Linked DNA regions of Mus musculus: region 1 is linked to region 2. The links are chromatin contacts, found by Hi-C or POLR2A ChIA-PET in ENCODE. All regions are on one chromosome and are shown on one strand. The core of a region is the stretch at or near the end of the contact, and the rest is flanking DNA. Distances in the headings are between cores, read along the strand shown.

What was found. Hi-C counts contacts between places; a loop is a spot of excess contacts on that map. ChIA-PET counts read pairs that join two places held with the same protein, here RNA polymerase II (POLR2A).
Region 1: a map of CH12.LX shows a loop between it and region 2 (2.1-fold over the local background). The contact joins the promoter of Pigh here to the enhancer-like site in region 2. A Hi-C loop is called at or near these places in 1 of 37 maps with a recorded cell type or tissue (CH12.LX). POLR2A ChIA-PET finds 5 or more read pairs at or near these places in 2 of 5 experiments (Patski and embryonic stem cell).

What each region holds. Positions count from the first base shown.
Region 1 is chr12:79,088,315-79,093,469 of GRCm38, forward strand. It overlaps Pigh (phosphatidylinositol glycan anchor biosynthesis, class H), which reads right to left and starts at 1,356. Exons shown (of 4, transcript NM_029988.2): 1 at 1,126-1,356. The coding sequence starts at 1,305. 9230116L04Rik (RIKEN cDNA 9230116L04 gene) reads right to left here. Exons shown (of 3, transcript NR_110486.1): 3 at 391-1,671.
Region 2 is chr12:79,052,156-79,057,179 of GRCm38, forward strand. Plekhh1 (pleckstrin homology domain containing, family H (with MyTH4 domain) member 1) reads left to right here. Exons shown (of 29, transcript NM_181073.3): 5 at 1,441-1,524; 6 at 2,334-2,415; 7 at 2,505-3,259. Among named protein-coding and RNA genes, the nearest start is that of Plekhh1, 26 kb to the left of the region's middle. Within about 2 kb of position 3,241, at least 1 of the 3 ENCODE cell types and tissues checked has a DNase peak (open chromatin) inside an H3K27ac peak, as active enhancers do.

The DNA of each region.
Region 1 (5,155 bases), core at 106-2,605, 34 kb after region 2:
ACTATTTATATTTATTTATTGTGCAGAGGTCAGAGGACAATTTTTTTGAATCCATTCTTCCCTCCCATCATGTGGGTTCTGGGGATTCGGCTTAGGTGGTCAGGTTTGGCATTAGGTGGTCAGGTTTGGCATTAGGTGGTCAGGTTTGGCAGTCGCTGCAGTCATCTGATGAGCCATTCATTCCCCAGACCCTCAGTGAGGGGACTTAACTTCATCTATGAAAATCTGTGCAAATTATGATGCTCTGCCACACACTTTGATAGCATAAATGTGATTGAACCAGGTATGATGACACACACCTTTGATCCTAACCCTAGGGAGGCAGAGGCAGGCTCCACATAGAGCCTTCCAGTCCAGACAAAGTAAGAATAATAATAATAGCAAAAGAATAGAAAAAAGCTAAGGGATGTTTTAATACAAACAATATGAAAATTGCAGAAATAAACAGTTCTGGTGTACTGGCTCTATTAAGATCACTCCTGGAATAATATATTCATTTTAGGGCTATACAGGGAGTTAAAACAGAACAGAACATCCTGAACAAAGGCCAATCGGATGACTCTTTTTGCTTGGGAACTGTCACAAAATAATAGCAGTTGACCTTCGCAATATTTTGAACCATTAATTTCAACTTAGAGATGTTAAAAATGAGGCTCGGGGGGAAAAAAGATTAGAAAGTCTGAAAACTGAGCATAGAAAACCCTCGTGTCTTAGACCTGGCAACACTTTAGAAAATGCACTTAAACTGGGGAAGGGTTGGGAGAGGGGATGGTAGTTGACCTGGCCTTGAGAAACAGATATTAGGTGGAGATTCTGTACTGCACAGTTGTGGAGGCAAAAACTTTTCTGTAATTCTGTCGCACGCCTGCTATCCGTTGGCTTTGGTACCCAGTAAGTGATGCGGGAGGATGCACTGAGTTCTCTGAGGAGGTTATGTTCCATGAATGAGCAGGGCAAGTAGGTCCACTGTGGTAGAACGTCCAGAAGCACAAACTTCTCGGGGAGGGAGGGCAGTCCTGCCGTGGAACGGCGACCCTGATCCAGGGAGTCCCCACCCTCCCGGACCCACGGGTCAGCCCCGAGACCTCTCCAAGCTGCCTGCGCCGGCCGAGCGCCCGCCTTTACCTCGCACAGGGTGAAGAGCCCGTAGGCCGCCAGCCACACCGCGCAGGTGACCGCGGTGAGCGAGCACAGCGACAGCCGAGCCGAGCTGAGGCCGAACTCGCGGCAGTACGGTGAGTAGTAGCGGCACCGCAGGGCTAGGCGGCCGCCGCAGATATCGGAGAAGCTCTTCTCGTCCTCCATGGCCGCACACACCTGAATGTCGCGCCGCTCTAGCCCACCCGGAGGCTCGAAGTCTCGTTGGCTCCCGACCATCCCGGAAGCGGCTGAGCCCTGCCTGTCCGCGCAGCCGTAGTCGCTCACTGAGAGCAGGGCTGGGACTTGCAGCAAGTTCTCCCAGTTTATCCTTAGCCCAAACTCCCCAGAACCGCGGCACCAGTTTTGGGCAGATTAAGATCTCTGTTCATTTGACTGACTCATTTATATTGTTACGCCAGAAAGACTCCCCCAAAATGGTCTGCAGGTGTAACCATTCATTCATTCATTCATTCATTTCCCTGCGAAGGGATTTTAGGTACTGAAGATTTCTGTCTCTACATAGCTTCTTTCCTAGTAGGAAAAAAAAAAAAAAATAGACGTAACTTAAGTAGTGTTATTGACAAAAATGTTCAGACTAGTAGAAGGTCTGGGCAGCTTTAAGTAAAGGTCTTAAAGGTCTTCGCCATTAAACCTACAAGGGCCACACTGTTCTGTGGGGAGTTGGGGTGGAGGTGGGGGTAGTCTCCAGAAAGAAGGACCAGGAAAAAACAAAGTTGGAGGCTGGAATGGGTTTCAGTCACAGGAATCAAAAAACTAGCAAGGCTAGGATGCATGGGAAGAGAAGGTAGGCTTTGAGTTGGGCAGATGGCTCAGCTGCTAAAGAGTATATTAATCCAAAAAAAAAAAAAAAACGAGAGGAGAAAGACCGCCACCCAAATCATCATGACCAAATTAATTAAAGCAAGCTTTAAAAATTCACATACACGGGCTGCCTCCTCCTGAGATGGGGTTCAGCTTTGGATGTGAAGGCAGGCTTTTATAGCTCAGGGATAGGAAGGTTTCCAAATGAGGGGTTTGTCTGTCAAAATATAGTTATAGGAGCAGCACACAAGCATAGCAAGTAAGTCCCTCTGGAACAGAGACACAAGGTTGCAAAGATGGGCCTAACAAGGTAGCTATATAACCCTTTGAAGCAAAGGTCAGGTTGCAAGATGACTATAAACAACTTTTTGAAACAAAGACGTGATTGCATTCTTGGAACAAGCAGTACAGAACCATTTGTAGTTAAGGTCACAGGTGGGGCATAGCTCAATCCTTGAAAAACAGGTTTACTCATAAACAAGAATGAACCTAGATTGTCTTCACTGTAAGATGACTTTCAAGCCTAATATGGAAGCAGGCTGGTTCTTCAAGTACTTATCACTAGGGAAAGGTAACTGGGGGAGCCACTAATAGATGCTGTTTGCCAACCATATATTTGCATGGATGGAGCACTACTGTGGCAGTGCACAGACAATCATACTTCTGATGATGTAATTATTTCCACTGTTTTGAATTTATTCTTAGAACTTGAGTCACTATAAATATGAATAATGGAGAAACAAATGTAATTGAATAATCCCACTGAGGACTCCACAGGCTCAGGCTGGGCTCTTCAAAGCTTTTCTGTGGAGCTCTTGCTTTAGGATTTGCTTACACTTGGATTTCGTAGTTCTAAGACTACTGTGTTATGAGCCTCCCAGGGGCCCTGCAGGGAAAGCAACCAGCCTCCGAGGCTGACGACTTCAGTTCGAGTCATGGGATCCACATGATGGAAAGAGAGAACCAACTGCCACAAGTTGCCCTCTGATTGCCACATGCTCACTAGCCATGGCACGCCTAATAAATACACAGATAAATAAATAGTTTTATAAAGGAATGCTGTCTTATAGCTTTTATTCTGTTTGATTTTGGCAGAGGTGTATTTTGAAAGAAGGTTTCACGCTATAGCCAACCTGCCTCCAACTTGTGATCCTTCAGCCTCAGCTTTTTCTGAAATGCTGGGGGTGTGTAAATGGTCCATGTGAGAAAGTTACAGGATATCATGTATATAAGTCCCAATTAAGAGTCCTTACTGGCCAGTGACTATGACCAGCCTCAAAAAAACTCTTGGCCCCGAAGCTATGGTGGTATATAGCCTTTTAAAGGTAAACCTCATGATGGCATCAAGTGTAGGTCACAGAACTGTAACAATTGCTTGGGCTATATATTCAGATTAAGCATTTGAACCATGGTCAGGGTCATGGTAGGTCATAAATGTGACACCAAGGCCGACATGACTGTTCACAGGTTTAGGGAGCAAACATTAAATGGAGTTAGGGTAAGATCAGGACAAGATCGGGACTATTGTCTTAGTCACTTCAATTATGCATTTTAAGATATATGTGTCTTAGTTACTTTTCTATTGTTGTGACAAAATACCATGAGCAAGGCATGTTATAAAAGAAAGCATTTAATTGGGGCTCACAGTTCCAGAGGGTTAAAGTTCATGACCATCATGGAAGGGAGCATGGTGGCAGGCATAGCACTGTTGATTGAGAGCTTACATCTGATCTCTAAACAAGGGAGAGAGAGTACCAACTGGAATGGTGTGGGCTACTGAAACTTCAAAGCCAGCCCCTAATGATACATCTTCTCCAACAAAGCCACACGCCCCCTAATCCTTCCCAAATAGTTCCACCTACTAGAGACCAAGTGTTCGAACATATAAGACTATGGGGGGCAGGGGACATTCTCATTCAAACCACCTCAGTAAGAAAAGTCTAACATCTATTTCATCTCACTGTTGGTTTTGTTAATTGTCTACTTCATTTAAATTGAGATTTTTTTCTGGGTCTTAGAGGGGCATGTGTGTATGTACATGTGTGCATACATATGTGTGTACAGGCATGTACACTTGTGGCAGAGATTGAACCTAGACCCTTAAGCATGCTGGTGTTTTGTTTTGGTGTTGTTGTCTGTTTTGTTTTGTTTTCCTGTCTCTTAGTATAATGAGAGGCTTCCAATTCAAACCTGGGAATATAGGATTAAGAAAGCTTAGGCCTTATTTAAATCTTTGACGTCAGAACTCTTCTGCCACTACTATATCAAGGAAACAGGTCCCTATCAACACCAGGTAGAGGTAGAAAGAAGTCCAACCTCCTCACTTGGCCTGTACTAATGCCTGGCTGGGAAGGTGGTGTTTGTACTTGGCTGGGGTGCAAGTCCAGGCAACCTTCCTGTTCTCCTCTGGGGTATGAAAGTCCTTGCTGCCCCCTAGTGGCTGGGTGGGGCAAACTTTAGCCCTGGTGAAGGTGAAGTTTGGGTTTCTCACTCAGCCTTTGCTGACAGAGCTAAAAGAGCGAGCAACGTTTCCTGTGGTACTTGGCAGGAGTAGTTAATTGTCTGAAGTCTTCTCTCTTCCTAGGCCACTCCTTTGTTTGCCCTTTGGCAGGAGGAAGCAGGTTTTCCTTCGTGCATTTTGTGTGTGTGCACATACCAGCCTCACCACACGGCTCTTTCTCTTGCATCTGGTTTAAGATACACAAGGAAAAAGCAAAATCGTGGAGTGAACCATTCTGTCGACTTCTCAGGCCCAGAATCCCTAGGCAGTCTGCAGGGGTGACAGGGTGTAATGTCTTTTCAGTTACCAGTCACAAAGGTCATGGCCAACACACCTATCACTAAAAGTAGGCTAATAAACAAAAACATCAGAATTATTAGTTTAACATTTTACATGATATGAGAGCTTTAGAAATGAAGACACAAAGACCCAAGGAGCTTATATTTAGGCTCAGTGAAGAATAAGCAGCCACACAGAAAGGTGATTGATTGTATAAAAGAATATGATGGGGAAGACTCAGAAAGACCTGTGTATGGCATTCTTTCCCACTGTGTAGATTGCAGAACGCCTGCCACATAAGGACTGTCAATGGCTTTGGAGAAGAGGAACTGGTTTCTACAAACTGGCTCAAGGACAAGAAATCCTGACTTCTGTTACTTGGTTTAGAGAGAAGTGGGGTGAGAAATGGGAGAC
Region 2 (5,024 bases), core at 1,991-4,490:
CAGACAAACCTCTTCCTTCAGTTCACTCTAGGCTTCTTTTTAAGCTCTCTCCAGCACTGACACTCAGACTCACACTCTCATGCATGGTGGTGCATGGTGCATGACTGTTCTAACTAGACTCAGGCTGGCCTCAATCCAGAAGTCTGATGGCCTGTCTCCCTAGTGCTGGAACGAAAGGCTGGCTAGATGAACACCTTTCATTCCTTAATTATTTTGAGAAATACTGCTTCTATGCTCATTTAGCTCTTAAAAAAAACTGTAAGCATAATGTATGCTATAGTAAAAAAAAAATTATCACCCCCACTCCCACCCCTATACCATCCAGAAGGGTCTAAATGCTAAGTGGCCTTTGCCCTCTCTTCCCAGTGCTGTTTCTGTGCACCAGACTCTCGTTTTGTGGTTGTGCTATGTTTACTTACTATTGTCGGTGGGCACTCAGGCTAGTTCAGGGGTTGGATTCCTATGTTGTGTTGCTTTCTCAAATAGTATTTCATCGAATGTTTCCTATGCAGTGGCTCTGTGAGGCCGAGGGTCTGTGTGTATGGAATGTTGGCAGATGTTGTCTAACTGTCTCCACAAAGACCTTGCAAGTTTGTGCTAGAGTTGCTCCCAGTATTCTTTTTTGTTTTTGTTTTTGTTTTTCGAGACAGGGTTTCTCTGTGTAGCCCTGGCTGTCCTGGAACTCACCACCTCCCGGCACTCCCAGTATTCTTGACACTGAGGGTAATATCAAATTAGTCTGATAGAGGGAAGTGACATCCTCTGTATCTGCATGCTTAAAATCATGATGGCGCTTCACAGCCTTTCATGGGTTCTTTTTGTTGTTGTTGTTGACTTTCTGTTTATCTCCTGTGCATGTTTATTTGATTGTGCATGGTAAATACCCCTTTGTGTGTTGTTTCGTTATAAATCCTTCTTAGCCAGGCCTTTTGTTTTGTTTTACAAATGGATCTCTGTATTTGCCCAGGCTGGTCTTGAACCTGTGCTTAACTGCTCTTTCTTCGCACCTCGGCCTTGTGTACAGCTGAGTGCACACTGCCCACCACCATGGCCACCTTCCACTGGGGTTTCAGTTTCTTCAACTGCCTTCCTTTTGTCACACAGTAATTTATAGTGATGGTACATGGATTTATTATTAGTTTTTTCTTCTGTGGGTTTTTAGAATTTGTATTATGCTTAGGAAAAAGCCCTTCCCACTTGAACTTTGACTTGTTTAAATCAGGATTTTGTTGTGTAGTCCAGTCTAATCTTGGGATCCACCTGCCTCAGCCCCTAAGTACTGAGACTTGAAGTGTGTGGGTATCATGCCCAAGAAGAATGTTTTAAAAGTTGTAATGGAATTAATTTTTCTGTGCTGCAGTGCCACATCGAGTCACCGGGTTTCTCCTCCTGGCTTCTCTCCTCCCTTGCTATAATTAACCAAAGGCTGTCTCTTTGCAGAAGCAGACAAGAGCTGAAGAAGCCAAAATTGTTCAAGAAAAAGCTGCAAAGATCAAGGAATGGGTGACAGTAAAGTTAGCAGAGGTGAGTTAAACCCTCAGCCTGAGGGTCCTGTGGGGCTGCCTCTGCCCAGCTTATCAGGGCCCTGCCACTGCCTGGCCTTCATCCTGTGAAGGCTGCGATTCAGACACACCCGGCTCCACTTTCCCCCTCTCCACTTTGTCTTTCTAATCTCTTCCCTTTTCCTTTTGTCTGGGTCAGCCTTCCAGAAGCCTTCTTCTAGCCTACTCCTGGGTTTGAGGTTGGAAAAGGGAGTAGTAGCTGGAAGTTTCCAGAATCTTCTCAGCTTCTTTGCAGTGAGCACACTCATGATGCCATTTATTCTTTCTCCTTTCTCTTTAAAAAAAAAAATATTGTAAAGCATGAGCCAGAGAGATGGCTCAGTGGTTAAGAGCAGGCACTGCTCTCGTGGAGGGCCTGAGTTCAATTCCCAGCAATCACATGGTGGCTCACAACCATCTGTAATGGGATCAGATGCCCTCTTCTGGTGTGTCTGAAGACAGCTACAATGTACTCATATAAATGAAATAATTAAATCTTAAAACACAAAAGAAAACAAAAACAAATCCAAGTCATGGTGTGTATGCACACACACACAGAGTGAGCGAGCGTGAGAGTGAGAATGTGCGTGCAGGGGTTGTGAAATGATACCGCATACGATTTTTCAAAGACTTGGACTTTCGGGCCTTTTTGGATTATGCATATGAACAAGCAGGGTCTGGCCAGTCTAACTGATTCCTTACAGCTAGGTATTAAACCCAGGGCCTCCCGCTCTGGGCAAGTGCTCTGCTCAGAGACATGGCTCTCTAAACCTTCCTTTTCTTTTTGCTCAGCTTGAAATGGAAAATCAACAGCTGAAGACTTGTAACCAGCAGCTAGTGGAGCAGGTGGCGGCCCTTCAGGATGCTCTTGAGGGTAAGAGGCAGGGTGTTTGTATGCACACCAAGATGTGGGACTGAATGGGACATTCTCACTGGATGTGCCTGGTTGTGCCTCATTCACAGATCTTCGAATGACGCCTTCAGAGGAGCTGCTAGTTGTTCCTGAGGGAACCCCAGAGAGGGATCCTGTCCCTTCAGGGCCCAGTGACCAGCCTGTGGAGCAGGACAGTAATCCCCATACCCAGATTTTGAAGGTGGCTGTGCCTACACCTTCTCTGGGTACCCTGCAGAGCAGGGACTCCCTGTCAGAAGCCAGAAGTCTTGAGGATTTGCGTTTCAGCATGGTCCATCCTGGGGAAACAGCAGAGGCCAAGACCCTTCAGTCTCATCTTCAGAAAGAGGGCTCTCCCAGTCAGCTGTGCATGAAGCCTGGCAACCCCAAGCATGGGTCAGCCTCTTACAGAGAAAGTCTGGTCACTGCTCAGGGAGGGACATTCCCTGGGACCAAGACCTCTGCCAGGGAAGGTGGCCCTGGTAGTAGCCTGACCCTGCCAAAGGTGCGGGCTCCCAGCATCCCTCGGGACAGCTTCCAAGTGGCCAAAAGGCACCACAGTCAGCCCCAGGTAGGCCCTGGGCATTGTGACCACGTGGTAAGCATTGAGATTGGGGCGCTGTCAGCCCTCCACTCACCTGGCTCCTCCAAGTCTGAAGCCAGAGCTAAAGTCCGGGAAGAAGCAGAGAAGATGGAGATGGAGGCGCTGCCTCCATCAGGGAAGCAGGAAGAGAGAGAGAGCCTCAAGTCCCGCAGAGGTGAACTGGAGGACGTGGAACTGGAGAACAAGCCACCTACACCCCCACTGCACAGGTTTCCATCTTGGGTAAGTGATGTCATTGGGGTTGGGCAGGGGGCGGAGCCAACCGTAGGCCTGGTTTGCACTGAGAATATCCAGGGCTGAGCATGAGATAAGAAGGCTCATTCTCACAGCAAGGTGGTGAGGCTGGCAGGCAGGCAGGCCTTTCTGACCCACGCGCCTAGGCAGGGCAGAGCCAGAATCTGGAATGATATGTGCCCATGCCAAACTATGATCCTGAGGTGACACATGTGGAAGTGAAGAGCTGTACCCAAGATCAAGCCACTGTGTTCAGTTTCTACCTGTGAACCTGGGCAAGTTACTACAGCTGTAGACCAAGTTTCCTATCTCCAAAATGGGGGTCATGATTACTAATAGGGTTTGTTTATTTATTTACTTACACTTAAATTTAAAATAAATTTAAGTAATTTATTTACTTACACTTTATTTATTTACTTACACTTAAATTAAGCTGGTCACTTAATTTCATGTCTCATGAGCCATGGTTTTCATGTCCAGGTCAGAGGACAACAGGAGTCAGTCTTCTCCTTTCACTGTGTGGATTCTGGGAATCCGATTCAAGTGGTCAGGCTTGGTGGCCAGTGCTTTACCCACTGAGCTATCTGGCTGCTCCTACTAATAGAGTCCCTAGGAGGGTTACATGTATGTTAAGGGGATAGAGAGATGGTTCCCCTCTTCCAAAAGGAGTCCCCGCACACAACTGCCTGCAACTTCAGTTTCAGGAGCTCAAATGATCTCTTCTGGTCTTCTCAGGCACCAGCTGCACACGTGGTGCTCACACAGACATGCAGACAAATCTCCCTGCATACTAAATAGTCAGGTAATTAGAGTGTGTATTGACAAGTGCCTGTAAGTGGTGAGGGGTCTTCCATTGCCTTTTGTCTCTGAGCTTTCACTTCCTTATAGGTAACATTCTATAGTGACACGGTGTCTAGGGAGGAGGTGGGATCCAGGTAAACCGAGGCTGAGCATACGAGTGTTGGGCAAGGTTGGTCGTCAGGACAGTAGGTGATACAGCATGAGGACAGATGCAGGGTCCTGTGTTGCGCGCACTCAACAGGCCAGGAAGAACGACGCTGCTACAGGATCCTTCTGCACACATTTATTCAGTCCTGTTTCTTCTTTCTCCATATATCTCCCTTGTTTTTATATCTCCCTTGTTTATATATCTCCCCTGTTTATATCTCCCCTGTTTATATCTCCCCCGAACCCTGGGCCTCTCACTCCTTTTATACTCTCAGTTCCCATCCACGCACAGCAGGCCACGCCACCTCACCAGGCACGCAGCTTCAGCTAATCAGGGCAGCAGGGGCAAATCTCCACCAAATTGGATTCACCTGTATCCTGGTACACCTGCGCAGCACTCAAGATGTTTGTGTCTTGTGTGAGGAAGTCAGGTGCAAGTCATATGACTTAGCTGCAGTCCCTGGCACCTTTGGGACTGCCGCCACACCCGCTCCCCACAATTCCCCCTTTTTTCTTTTTTGGCAGAGAGAATGTCTGTAGATAGCCCCCCGCAGCCATGCCCCTTACCCGTCCTTGGGTGACAAACAGCATTGGTTTGATCCCTGTCTTAGGTTGGTGACATGCCCAGGGAGTCTTATCACTGACTACCTCTCTATCATGCCAAGCCACACCTGGGGAGATTGTGTTTTGCTTGTGGCAGGTGCATCAAAAGGCCAGGATGTTAATGAACCTATGGCCAGATCTTAATTGCTGCAAGCAAGCCTCATGGGTGAAGGTAGAGGTCTGATCCCCAGTGTGCAAGCAT